Linked DNA regions of Homo sapiens: region 2 is linked to region 1. A link is a contact called in ENCODE Hi-C or POLR2A ChIA-PET data. All regions are on one chromosome and are shown on one strand. The core of a region is the stretch at or near the end of the contact, and the rest is flanking DNA. Distances in the headings are between cores, read along the strand shown. Region 1 overlaps LOC105376876 (a long non-coding RNA gene). Region 2 overlaps SYF2 (SYF2 pre-mRNA splicing factor).

The links. Hi-C counts contacts between places; a loop is a spot of excess contacts on that map. ChIA-PET counts read pairs that join two places held with the same protein, here RNA polymerase II (POLR2A). Pooled maps may share reads with other maps.
Region 2: a map of sciatic nerve shows a loop between it and region 1 (2.9-fold over the local background). The contact joins two enhancer-like sites. A Hi-C loop is called at or near these places in 20 of 168 maps with a recorded cell type or tissue (GM23248, HCT116, HL-60/S4 and 15 more) and 2 of 50 pooled maps. POLR2A ChIA-PET finds 5 or more read pairs at or near these places in 3 of 52 experiments (HEK293, PC-9 and WTC11).

What each region holds. Positions count from the first base shown.
Region 1 is chr1:24,859,759-24,865,610 of GRCh38, forward strand. LOC105376876 (a long non-coding RNA gene) reads left to right here. Exons shown (of 3, transcript XR_947082.3): 2 at 3,430-3,767; 3 at 5,473-5,852. Among named protein-coding and RNA genes, the nearest start is that of MIR6731, 57 kb to the right of the region's middle. Within about 2 kb of position 2,458, at least 2 of the 41 ENCODE cell types and tissues checked have a DNase peak (open chromatin) inside an H3K27ac peak, as active enhancers do.
Region 2 is chr1:25,218,302-25,224,153 of GRCh38, forward strand. It overlaps SYF2 (SYF2 pre-mRNA splicing factor), which reads right to left. Exons shown (of 7, transcript NM_015484.5): 7 at 3,975-5,130. The coding sequence ends at 4,965. Among named protein-coding and RNA genes, the nearest start is that of SYF2, 11 kb to the right of the region's middle. Within about 2 kb of position 2,555, at least 2 of the 41 ENCODE cell types and tissues checked have a DNase peak (open chromatin) inside an H3K27ac peak, as active enhancers do.

The DNA.
Region 1 (5,852 bases), core at 1,208-3,707:
CACACACACACACATATTTATTTATTTATTTATTTATTTATTTATTTATTTATAGAGATGAGGTTTCACCATGTTGCCCAGGCTGGCCTTGAACTCCGGGGCTCAAGCAATCCTCCTGCCTCAGCCTCCCAAAGTGCTGAGATTACAGACGTGAACCAATGTGCCTGGCCCATAATATTTTTTTAGTTTTGCTCTAACACCCAGGCTGGAGCGCAGTGGCATGATCTTGGCTTACTGCAACCTCTACCTTACGGGTTCAAGTGATTTTTGAGCCTCAGCCTCCCTAGATGGGACCAAAGATACATGCCACCATGCCCAGCTAATTTTTTGTATTTTTAGTAGAGACGGGGTTTTGTCATGTTGACCAGGCTGGTCTCAAGCTCCTGGCCTCAAGCAATCCTCCTGCCTCGACCTCCCAAAGTGCTGGGATTACAGGCATGAGTCACTGTAACCGGCCCCATAATCTAATATCTAAAAAAACTACCAATCATTTCCTAATGTCATCTAATAATAAATAGATTTTCAAGCTTCTCAAGTTGTCCTCCTTCTCTCCCTCACATGCACACTCTCTCTATATAATTATATTGTAAAAATAAAAAATATATTTATATATGTGCATTTCTTTTTTTTTTTTTTTAGACGGAGATTCATTCTTGTCGCCCAGGCTGGAGTGCAGTGGCGCGATCTCGGCTCACTGCAACCTCTGCCTCCTGGGTTCAAGCGATTCTCCTGCCTCAGCCTCCCAAGTAGCTGGAATTACAGGCGCCCACCACCACACCCAGCAAATTTTTGTATTTTTAGTAGATACGGGGTTTTGTCATGTTGGCCAGGCTGGTCGTGAACTCCTGAGCTCAAGTGATCTACCCGCCTCGGCCTCCCAAAGTGCTGGGATTACAGGCGTAAGAGACTGCACCCAGCTTATATATGCATTTCTATATATGCAAATTAAAAACCAGCTTCTAGTAGAATGCCATTCTCTTCTCTTCCACCCACCTGAAACTTCTTCCTCTCCCACCTAGGCCTGGGCCTGTAAACCCCATCAGGGACAGTGGCGATGTTGGGCAGAGACATAAAGAATCTGCAGCCTTCGAGGACCAGGTGGAGGCATGGGGCGGGGTTGGGCAGTTTCCTGTCGGGGAGGTACTGAGAGCCAGATGCTGGCCACCACCTTCTCAGGGTGGCTGAGCTGGGGCTCGAGACAGAACTTGGCAAACACTGACCGTGGTTCTGGGACTGGCGGAGGCTGGGGCAAGCCCAGCCCGGGCTTCACAGCAGCCGTCACTGCTTGCGAGGTGCTCCTGGGCAGATGAGAAAACGTGCTCCTTGCAGAACTCCTCTTATGCCAACATACATGGCTCAGCGGTGGAGTCACGTTGGATTTTGGCCCCAATTCCGGTGCTAGCACTTTGTGCAGTGCACAAGCTATACACCCATATGTGGCAACCCTGACCGGCAGGGGTGACTTGGCTAGCAAGGCGGAGCAGACAGACTCCAGCCTGAAAGCAGGCAAGGTGGTCGTTCACAGCGGACTCTCTCTGTCCCCACAGCAACAGCATGATAAGAGCTGCCATTTATTAGGCATTTAGTCTGTGTGAAGCCCTGGGTTGAGTTAGCTCATGTTTTCTTCGTGACCGAGTAGGTGCCAGTGTTATCTTTACTTTAGGGACGAGCGCACAGGCTCTGAGAGGTTCAGTCATTTGCTTAAGGCTGTACACATCATAAGGCTTCATCCTGGGTCTGTTGGCTCTTGGGGCTGTGTCAGAAGAAGGGTGTCTCACATGGCTATTGTTAGGGGGCGTCCCGGAGTCCTGTTCGGGCCCAGGGCATTGAGGATTCTGTTTGTTAGGTCTGCGGTGGGATCTCAGCAGCCAGATATGCCCCATACCCTGTTCAGAACCACTGGGCGTCCAGAGCACGTGGAAATTCAGGCACACGGAAACCCAGCCCTCTCTGGGACACTGTAGGTGACACTGCTGACCTTTAGGTCCCCAAGAGCAGAAATCATGACACCTGGAAGTGCAAAAGGAGATCAGGAAGGTGCCAGAACTTCTGTGGTATCGCTCCCCCTCCCATACGCAGAGTATGGTCGGCGGGGAAGGACGTGAGGTTGGCATGACCCACATGGGCACCCGGCCATCCTGGCTACCCCGGCCAGACAAGCGACCTTGCATAGGCTAGAGAATATGACTTGTCCTGGACTCCTCCAGAAAATGGTGGGGGGATGCTGCTGGCTCCTCCTACCCTGGCCGCGGCCATCAGTTTGGTCCTGGGAAGGCTGGTGGCAGCTTCAAAGCTGGTGGCCAACATCTGGGGCTCTTGAAGCCTGCAGCTCACATTCCTTAAAGGAGAAGGTGGGAGTGGACCGGGGGCAGATTCTGGGGCTACCAGGCCCGTCACTCTCCCCACAGGCCCCTCCTTCAGACAACAGAGAGTTTACCGCATCCCTGTCCTAGACGGTGGCCGCAGGCTCTCAGACGGGCACTCCCTTCTGGCAGAAGCTGCTGTTAGCTTTGCCACACTCCCCACAGAGGCACCGCAGTTTGGAGAGGTGCTTAGGAGGGGCGAGCTACGGCCTTGAATCGTTTCAAGGCTGCACTCGCCAGTCTTCTTTGCTGTATTATTCTCCAGAACAAGCTCCTCCCTGTGGCCTGCATGAAAACTCGGTGGCTGTTTCTCCACTGTCAGAAAAGGTGACGTTTTTGTACACCTGGACCTAGAAGAAATCAGGCTGGGCTTAAAGAAGATCAGGCAGCAGACCAAAAGACACTTAAACTGTGACTCCTTTTGGTTTGTTTGTTTTGCAGGGAGAGGCAATTAGTGGAAATTCTTGGCCGCTTCTGAGCTGCTGATGGCAGTGTCTTGAGGGAGAGGCGCTGGGAGGAGAGGCAGCCGCGGGGAGGGGCCGTGTGGGTAGGGACAGTCAGTAGCATTCGAATGAGCCTTAAATCTATGGGAGATGGGACCCCCCAGTGTCTCAGAGACTGCGAGAAATTGAGCCCTGGAGTAGTCAGTGGTGTGCTGAGGGCTGACAGCTGTGGGCAAAGCTTCCCTGCATGACTGAGTGGACACCAGACATCTTTCTGGGCCAACTCTGTCTCCTCCTGGCTCCCAAACCCGCATTTCCCTTTCCCAGGCTCAGTGGTAGGTGTGCTTACCCCATCCTCGTGGGGCCCAGGGGGTCCACATCCAGTTTTCCTTCCTGACTGCCAGTATCGGTGACCTGTAGTGACTTCAGGCCCCATGCCAGGGGCACAGGCTGCCCACCAGCTCCTGCCTCACCCTACAGTGGACCCACTTCCAGTCCCTCGAGGTGGGCCTGGGTGTCTGATGAGCTGGCTGACCTGGACACTGTTCCCTGGGCTCTCCCTCCCTGGCCACCCTCCTCCTGCATCTTCTGTCCATCTTTTCTTCTCTCCACCCTTCCCACAGGCCCTCCCAAGGTCCCTACCTAGGATGAGCACAGTGATGCTGAAAAGAAAACCTTCCATTCCTGGAGGCGCTGAACCAGGCCCTGCACTAGGAGCTTGGCGCGCGGCCGGACCCAGGCGCCCAGTGTCACCCCGTGTGCCAGAAACTGCCTCCTGCTGCCACCCAAGGGGCAGGGGCTGGCAATTGTGGAAAACACAGGAGTCACAGTCCACCTTTCGGAGGTTGGCCAAGATGTCTCCAGAGGAAAAGACATTAAAGAGGTTGGCCAAGATTCCTCCAGAGGAAAAGACATTAAAGAGGTTGGCCAAGATTCCTCCAGAGGAGAAGACATTAAAGAGGTGTGTGTGTGTGTAAATGAGTGCGTGTGCGTGTGCATGTGAGTGTGTATGTGTGAGACCACACTTGTACCAGGCCTAACTTCTAGGCCCCATGTGAGGGGATGGTGGGGTACAAGACAGTGAGGCCCAGGTGCTCCCTGAGGGTGACCATGATGCTGGGGAGCCCACAGGAGTGGAGCTCAGCTCCTGCCAGTGGCAGTGTCTCCCTGCTGCCCCTGGCCTCGGCCATGAAGGTTCTCCACACAGGGCTCTTCTTGGGACAGCTGGGATTGTTGTTGTCATTGTTGTTATTTTATTTATTTTTTTCAAGGCAGAGTCCCGCTCTGTCACCCAGGCTGGAGTGCAGTGGCGCAATCTCAGCTCACTGCAACCTCTGCCTCTTCAATTCAAGCGATTCTCTTGCCTCAGCTTCCTGAGTAGCTGGGATTAGAGGCACACACCACCCCGCCCAGCTAATTGTTTTGTATTTTTAGTAGAGATGGGGTTTTGCCATGTTGGTCAAGCTGGTCTCGAAATCCTGACCTCAGGTTATCCTCCTGCCTTGGCCTCCCAAAGTGCTGAGATTACAGGCGTGAGCCACCGCACCCGGCCCAGCTGGCGTTTTTAACCTCGTAGGTTATGTGTTCTCTTCCCCACCTCTGTTCTCCTCAGAACAGCTCCGTGTGTGTGCATATGTTTGAGCGTGCGTGTGCATGCATGTGTGTATACATGTGTGCATGTGTGTGTATGCGTGTCTGCATGTGTGTGCGTGTGTGCATGTGCGTGCATGTGTGTGTATGTGTGAGCAAGCACACATGAGTTTTCATCCATGTTGATCCGATTTCCCTGTTTCCCCTGACTCCCACCCCTAGACTTTCTGGAGTCGTCCTCGTTAGCAGCCCTCATGATTCATTGTGGGAGGGGGATTTAAAGCTGCTCATAAAACACCACTTCACTTTCTGTTTTCTTTTCTCCCCTTTCTTTCTCGGCCCCTTGGCTCTATAGCCTGGCTTTTTCCCCTGTGCTTGGCCAGATATGTAAAATAAACACATCCACTGTGCAGGAGGAAATGACCTTTGGGTTTTGGGGGCTCTCTTAATGAGGCCTCAGCACTGCTGACAGTTCCACGCTTCCCTTTTTTACCCTTTGACGTTCTGAGACTTTGCCCAGGAGCTGGCGTCTCAGATTTCAGGTGTCCTGGGCCGCCCAGTAAAGCCGTTCAGCAAGGCCAGGGCACAGCCCACACCCAGTTTCTCACCTGGCTTTACCCTGAGTGTACCTCTGTCTAGGGATCCCACTGGTTTTGTTTTTTTTATTTCTTTTTAGTAACAAAAGAAATCATGTTTGCTTGTCTCTAAAACTATAAGCAGCATAGAAATGAAGATCCCAGCCAGGGCGCAGTGGCTCATGCCTGTAATCCCAGCACTTTGGAGGCTGAGACAGGCAGATCACCTGAGGTCAAGAGTTGGAGACCAGCCTGGCCATCATGGCAAAACCCTGTCTCTACTAAAAATACAAAAATTAGGAGGGCATGGTGGCTCATGCCTGTAATCCCAGCTACTTGGGAAGCAGAGTAGGAGAATCACTTGAACCTGGGAGGTGGAGGTTGCAATGAGCCGAGATCGTGCCACTGCACTCCAGCCTGGGCGACAGAGCAATCTCCATCTCAAGAAAAAAAAAAAAGAAAAGAAAAGAAATGAAGATTCTTTCTCCCCTTTCCTCCCAGTGCTCTCCCCACAGGAACGAGACCTGCGTGGTGTGGGGAGCAGCTGAAGACTTCTCATCTGCCTTTGTGAATGCCAATTGTACACAGCCACTACTGGAATCTTACTCATCGCAGCAGGAGGCCTGGCTTCCGGCACAGGTGGAATGAATGAAGGAAGGAACGGATGAATGAAAACAATGAAGCTGTACAGAGCAGTCTGTCTCCGAGTGGGCAGTGGATCCTGGAAAACACATCTTCAGCCATCCAGAGTGGGAAGATCTGGATTTGGGATGTAGCCGCTTCCTCCCTGTGTGACCTTTGGCAGATGTCATTTACTTTTTGGAACTTCAGTTTTTCCATCCGCAAAAAGGGGATGCTGCCTGCCCAGTTCATGTCACAGA
Region 2 (5,852 bases), core at 1,305-3,804, 360 kb after region 1:
CCATTCTGTGGGCACAGCATTTTCCAAAGGGTTAGATGTGTCTCACAGGTAGGCACACCTGAGACAGGCCCTTTGCAATTCTTCCTCACTCTTGCCTAGTCAGTGCCCAGGAGAAAGCCTCAACTTGGTGCTAACATATCTTTCGTACACCTCTCATATTTGCTCATATTTGAACAGAGAACAGATTTGAGATCCAGAGCCTTCCACGGGGGGCAGCGTCTGCCCTTCTACCTTTGAGGAACTCCAGATCACACGTACAGGGTCCCACAATTCACGGAGGCTTTGTTCCTATTTCTTCATTCTTTTTACTCTCTGTGCTTCACGTTGGATGGTTTCTGTTGCTATATCTTCAAGTTCACTAATCTCTTCTGTGATATGTCAACTGCAGTCAAATCCATGCTATACATTTCCCATCTCAGAAATTGTTGTGTGCATGTCAAGAATCTCAGTGTGAGTCTTTTTATATCCCGTGTCTCTTTTTAACTTTTCCATGATATAGAGTACAGTGATAACTTTTAATTTCCTTGCCTCTAACATTTGTGTCAGTTCTTGGTTAGATGGATTGATTTTTCTTCTCCTTATGGGTCCTATTTTCCTGTTTCTCTTTTGAGACACTGGGCATTGTGAATGTGATGTTCTTGGGTACTGAAGGTTTCTGTGTTTCTTTATAATTATTCTTGGTCTTTGTTCTGGAATGCAGCTAAATTATTTGCGAACAGTTGGATTATTTCAGGTCTTTGAAGACTTGTTGGGCAAGACTCAAGCAGTGTTTAGCCTAGGGCTAATTATTTTCCACTGCTGAGGCAAGAACCTTCTAAGTATTCTACCCAATGCCTCGTGAATTATGATGATCATAGGAGCCGCCAACACTCGTGGGTATTGACTGCACCAGCCCACCTCAAGAAGCACTTCCCATGGATTAGCCACTTACTCCCAACAACAATCCCATGAGGTTAGTATTATCATCACCGTATTTTCCATTCTGGCTGGTGGGAAAAGCACTATTCCTGGCCGTGAGTGCCAAGTACTGTCTGTCCCCTCTAATCTTTCCAGGTGGTTCTTTCCCTCACCTCTAGGAGTTCCTTGCATACACATGCTGATCAGTACTCTGCCTGGTATTTGAGGGGACCCTCTACAGACATTGTAGCTCTCTTCTCCCCAGTGCTCTGTACTACAAGCTCTTGCCTTGGTCCCTCTAGACTTTCAGCTCTAGCTCCTAAACTAAGGGAGTCTTCTGGGCTCCTCTGGGTTCTCTCTCCACACACCACAGCCTACACAGCCTGAAAGTTCTCCAAAGACAGTAAGCTGGGGCGAACATAGCTGGCTTTCCCTTGGGCATCACTCTTCTATGTCTCATTTCCAGTATCTTGAAAACTGCTGTTTTATATATGCCATCCTTTTTTCTTTTTTTTTGGTTGTTCCACTGGGAAGGTAAACCCATTCTTTGTTAGTCCATCTTGGTTTGATGCAGAAGTCTCCTATTTACTCTGTTTTTGTTTTTGTTCTTGAGCCGAGTCTCACTGTCACCCAGGCTAGAGCGCAGTGGCGCAATCTCAACTCACTGCAATCTCTGCCTCCCGGCAGAGTTCAAGCGATTCTCCTGCCTCAGCCTCTCGAGTAGCTGGGATTACAGGTGTGTGTCACCACACCTGGCTAATTTTTGTATTTTTAGTAGATACAGGGTTTCGCCATGTTGGCCAGGCTGGTCTTGAACTCCTGACCTCAGGTGATCCGCCCACATCAGCCTCCCAGTGTGCTGGGATTACAGGTGTGAGTCACTGCGCCCAGCCCTGTTTACTCTCTCAATCAGATTTTATAATCTTCTTCACATAGATCCTGTGGTTTCTCACTAAATTTGTGCCTAAATATCATTTTTGTTGCTATTATAACTGGACTATTTATTTCCTCCCCTTCTCCATTTCTAGGTACTTACTTCTAGAGTGGAGAAAAACTATTGATGTTTGCTTTCATTTACATTTAATTTGTTGACATTTGCCCTGAAATTGAACCACCCATGGGTAGGCTACCACAAAAGTAACTGCTGTTTTTGCTATTGAAAGTAATGGCAAACGCCGGGCACGGTGGCTCACACCTGTAATCCCAGCACTTTGGGAGGCTGAGCTGGTGGATAACATGAGGTCAGGAGTTTGAGACCAGCCTGGTCAACACGGGGAAACCCCATCCCTACTAAAAATACAAAAATTAGCCAGGTATGGTGGCAGGTGCCTGCAATCCCAGCTACTTGGGAGGCTGAAACGGGAGAACTGCCAGAACCCGGGAGGCGGAGGTTGCAGTGAGCCGAGATCGTGCCACTGCACTCCAGCCTAGGTGACACAGCAAGACTCCACCTCAAAAAAAAAAAAAAAAAAATAGTAATGGCAAAAACTGCAATTACTTTTGCACCAACCTAATAAATTTATTCAACAGCAAGTAAGGGTAAAAGAGGTGAGCATCTAGGTGCAGATGCTCAGCACTGCAACACAAGCTTTACTCCACTCTCCTCTTCATGCTGACTTTCGCCCTCATGCTTGCTACTTCATGACACAAAAGGGCTTCTGCAACTCCAGGCCTCCTGGATGTGATCCAACAAGGAAGGCAGGAGAAAGGGAGGAGCAGCACCTCCTCCCATATCAGGAAAGAAAAGGTTTCTCAAGATAAATTTAGCGTGTGTCCTATTAGCCAGAATTATAACATCTGACCACCTATAATAGTAAGTCAGCCTGGGGAACTAAGCGTTTACCTGGAAATATTACAACAAATTCACAAAAAAAATCTGCGTGCTGGTTGGTAATAAAGAATTAAATTAGGCCGAGGCAGGTAGATGACAAGGTCAGGAGTTCAAGACCAGCCTGACCAACATGGTGAAACCCCGTCTCTACTAAAAATAGAAAAATTAGCCAGGCGTGGTGGTGCAAGCCTGTAGTCCCAGCTACTCAGGAGGCTGAGGCAGGAGAATCACTTGAATCTGGGAGGCGGAGGTTGCAGTGAGCTGAGATCCTGCCACTGCATTGCAGCCTGGGCAACAGTGCGAGACTCTCTCAAAAAAAATTAAATTAAACCAGGCAATTCATAGTCTAAAACACTATTCTTGCATTCTTAGAACAAACCCTGCTGAGTCACAGTGAATTGTTCCTTTAAATACATTGCCATATTCTATTCAACAATATTTTTAAGGTGTTTTTTAAGGCTATTGCGATATTCAGGATCAAAGACCTAAGGTAATGGAAATGGGAATAAAAAGATTGAAACATAGTCAAAGTATTTTCAGAGGCATCAGTGCTTTGTGATAGATCTGTGATTAAATGCACATAGAAATGCCAGGAGAGGAGCTGGGCTCAGTGGCTCATACCTGTAATCCCAGCACTTTGGGGAGGCCAAGGCAGGAAGACAGCTCGAGCCCAAGTTTGAGACCAGCCTGGGCAACATGGTGAGACCCCGTCTCTACAGAAAAATAAATTACCTTCTGTTATGTCCTTTTTCACGTTGCAGGTGGGTATGAAAAAAAAAAAAAGAAAAGAAATGCCAGGAGAGGAAACAAAAGGAGAACAGAAATTTTTTCTGAAGTGCTACTAATTTAAAAAGAGAATAATTAATCACCAGTGGCATCATACTAAAGTTGAAGTATTTGAATTTTTTTTCGAGACAGAGTCTTGCTCTGTTACCCAGTCTGGAGTATAGTGGCGTGATCTCGGCTTAGTGCAACCTCTGCCTCCCAGGTTCAAGCAATTCTCCTGCCTCAGCCTCCCAAAGTGCAGGGATTACAGGCACCCACCACCATGCCCAGCTAATTTTTGTATTTTTAGTAGAGATGGGACTTCACCATGTTGATCAGACTGGTCTCAAACTCCTGATCTTAAGTGATCCACCTGACTCAGCCTCGCAAAGTGCTGGGATTACAGGCGTTGAGCCACCACACCCGGCCAATATTTGAAATTTTCTGAGCTTCAGATTTCTTTGAATTTAAAATATCCCAATTAGATATTTAGCATTTAATTCAACATAGAGAAAAAATAACAACCTTTCCCTCTGGAGTTTTATAAAAATAAATCTATTGCAGTGATAATAGTATTGTGGTCATTTAAGTCTTTATCTTTCAGAGATACATACTAAAATAATTATAGATGAAATTATATATCTAGTATATGCGTCAAAATAAGAGTCATGAAGAAAGTAAATGGAAATAAAGATGAAGCAGGACTGGCCATGAGTTAATGATTGTTGAACAGGGTACTGGGTATATGGGACTCACCAGGGGTATTGGGTGTATGGAATTTCCCATAATAAAATATTCTTTCAGTGTTTGTAGAATGGAAGCATGTATGTATATAAACAAATGTATATATACAAATGTTTGTTTTAAATGATAGACTAAAAATGTTAGAAATTCTAATCCCAAGCATTTATTGCTTTTTAAAAAGGGAACTGTACATGATCAGATCATGGAAGGATAGCTCCACTCCTCCCCGACCTTGGTCACAGGCCGCCATGAGGAGGGACTGCTCCAGTCCTCCGGTGGCCACTGCCATCTTCCTCATCACTGTCCTTAGCTTTGGAGTACACAACTCCAAGTGGCCCGAGTCTAGACTCTATCAAATTCCACACTGATAGCAACAATGACTGCATCTGATGTGTGCTGCTGGCAATCTTAAGCCCAAAATGCTTCAAAGATTAAACAGCCATATACATTTAAAATACATAGAAAAATAATATAATTAGAATGTATACAAAGTAGATTACAAAACAACTTCACTACAAGAAATACATCTTATATCCAAGCACAAAAATGTGGAAATATACATGAAAGGATATACGTTTAAGAAACCACATTTTTATTTCTAAATGCTGAGTGAGAAGGCATGGACTACTAAATTCTGGATTACTGATAAAATTTCAAAAAGAACTTGATTTTGCTAGCAGAAATTTTTACCCCATTCTCAAGCTTCTATAAACAGTTCTTGAAGGGATTAGACAGCTGTTCCTCTTTCCAAATTCTGTTTAATTTCAGCTGTGTATTTCCCATAGAATCTTTCAGCTTTCTTGTTGAATTTGGCATTCCTTTCATTAATGTAGTCGATATCTGCATCATCATTATAAGGACGTCTCCGGCTATATTTGTCTCGTTTTTCAATCCTGGGGAAAGAAGAAAATTTACAAAATTCAAAATTGCCTTCTCTTTTGATCTTAATAAAACACAACCAAACAGGAATATAATCACGTTTAGAATAGCACATGTTGTGAGGGCTAGAGGAAGCCAGGAGAGTTTTCATCAAGTTAAAGTTGAAACTGAATTAATGGCACAACTCAGAATATGAACTGTGAAATCCAGTAAATACAAATTCATCTTCAGAATGCTAGAGCGATGACTCATTGTTGGGAACTTGACTGTACTGAAGAAGATAACTATTGGCTGGGCATGGCGGCTGTAATCCCATGCCTGTAATCCCACTACTTTTGGAGGACAAGGCCTCCCAAAAGGTCCTCTGGGAGGATCACTTGAGCCCAGGAGTTCCAGACCAGGGCCTGGACAACATAGGAAGACTCCATCACTATAAAAAAAATTTTTTTGAATACATTTTCTAAAAAAGAAGATAACTATAACAATATTAAATAGGCCAGGCGCAGTGGCTCATGCCTGTAACCCCAGCACTTTGGGAGGCCAAGGCAGGTAGATCACCTGAGGCCAGGAGTTTGAGACCAGCCTGGTCAACATGACGAAACCCCGTCTCTACTAAAAATACAAAAATTAGCCAGGAGTGGTGGTACACGCCTGTGGTCCCATTTACTCAGGAGGCTGAGGCAAGAGAATCGCTTGAAACTGGCAGGTGGAGGTTGTGGTGAGCCAAGATCGTGAC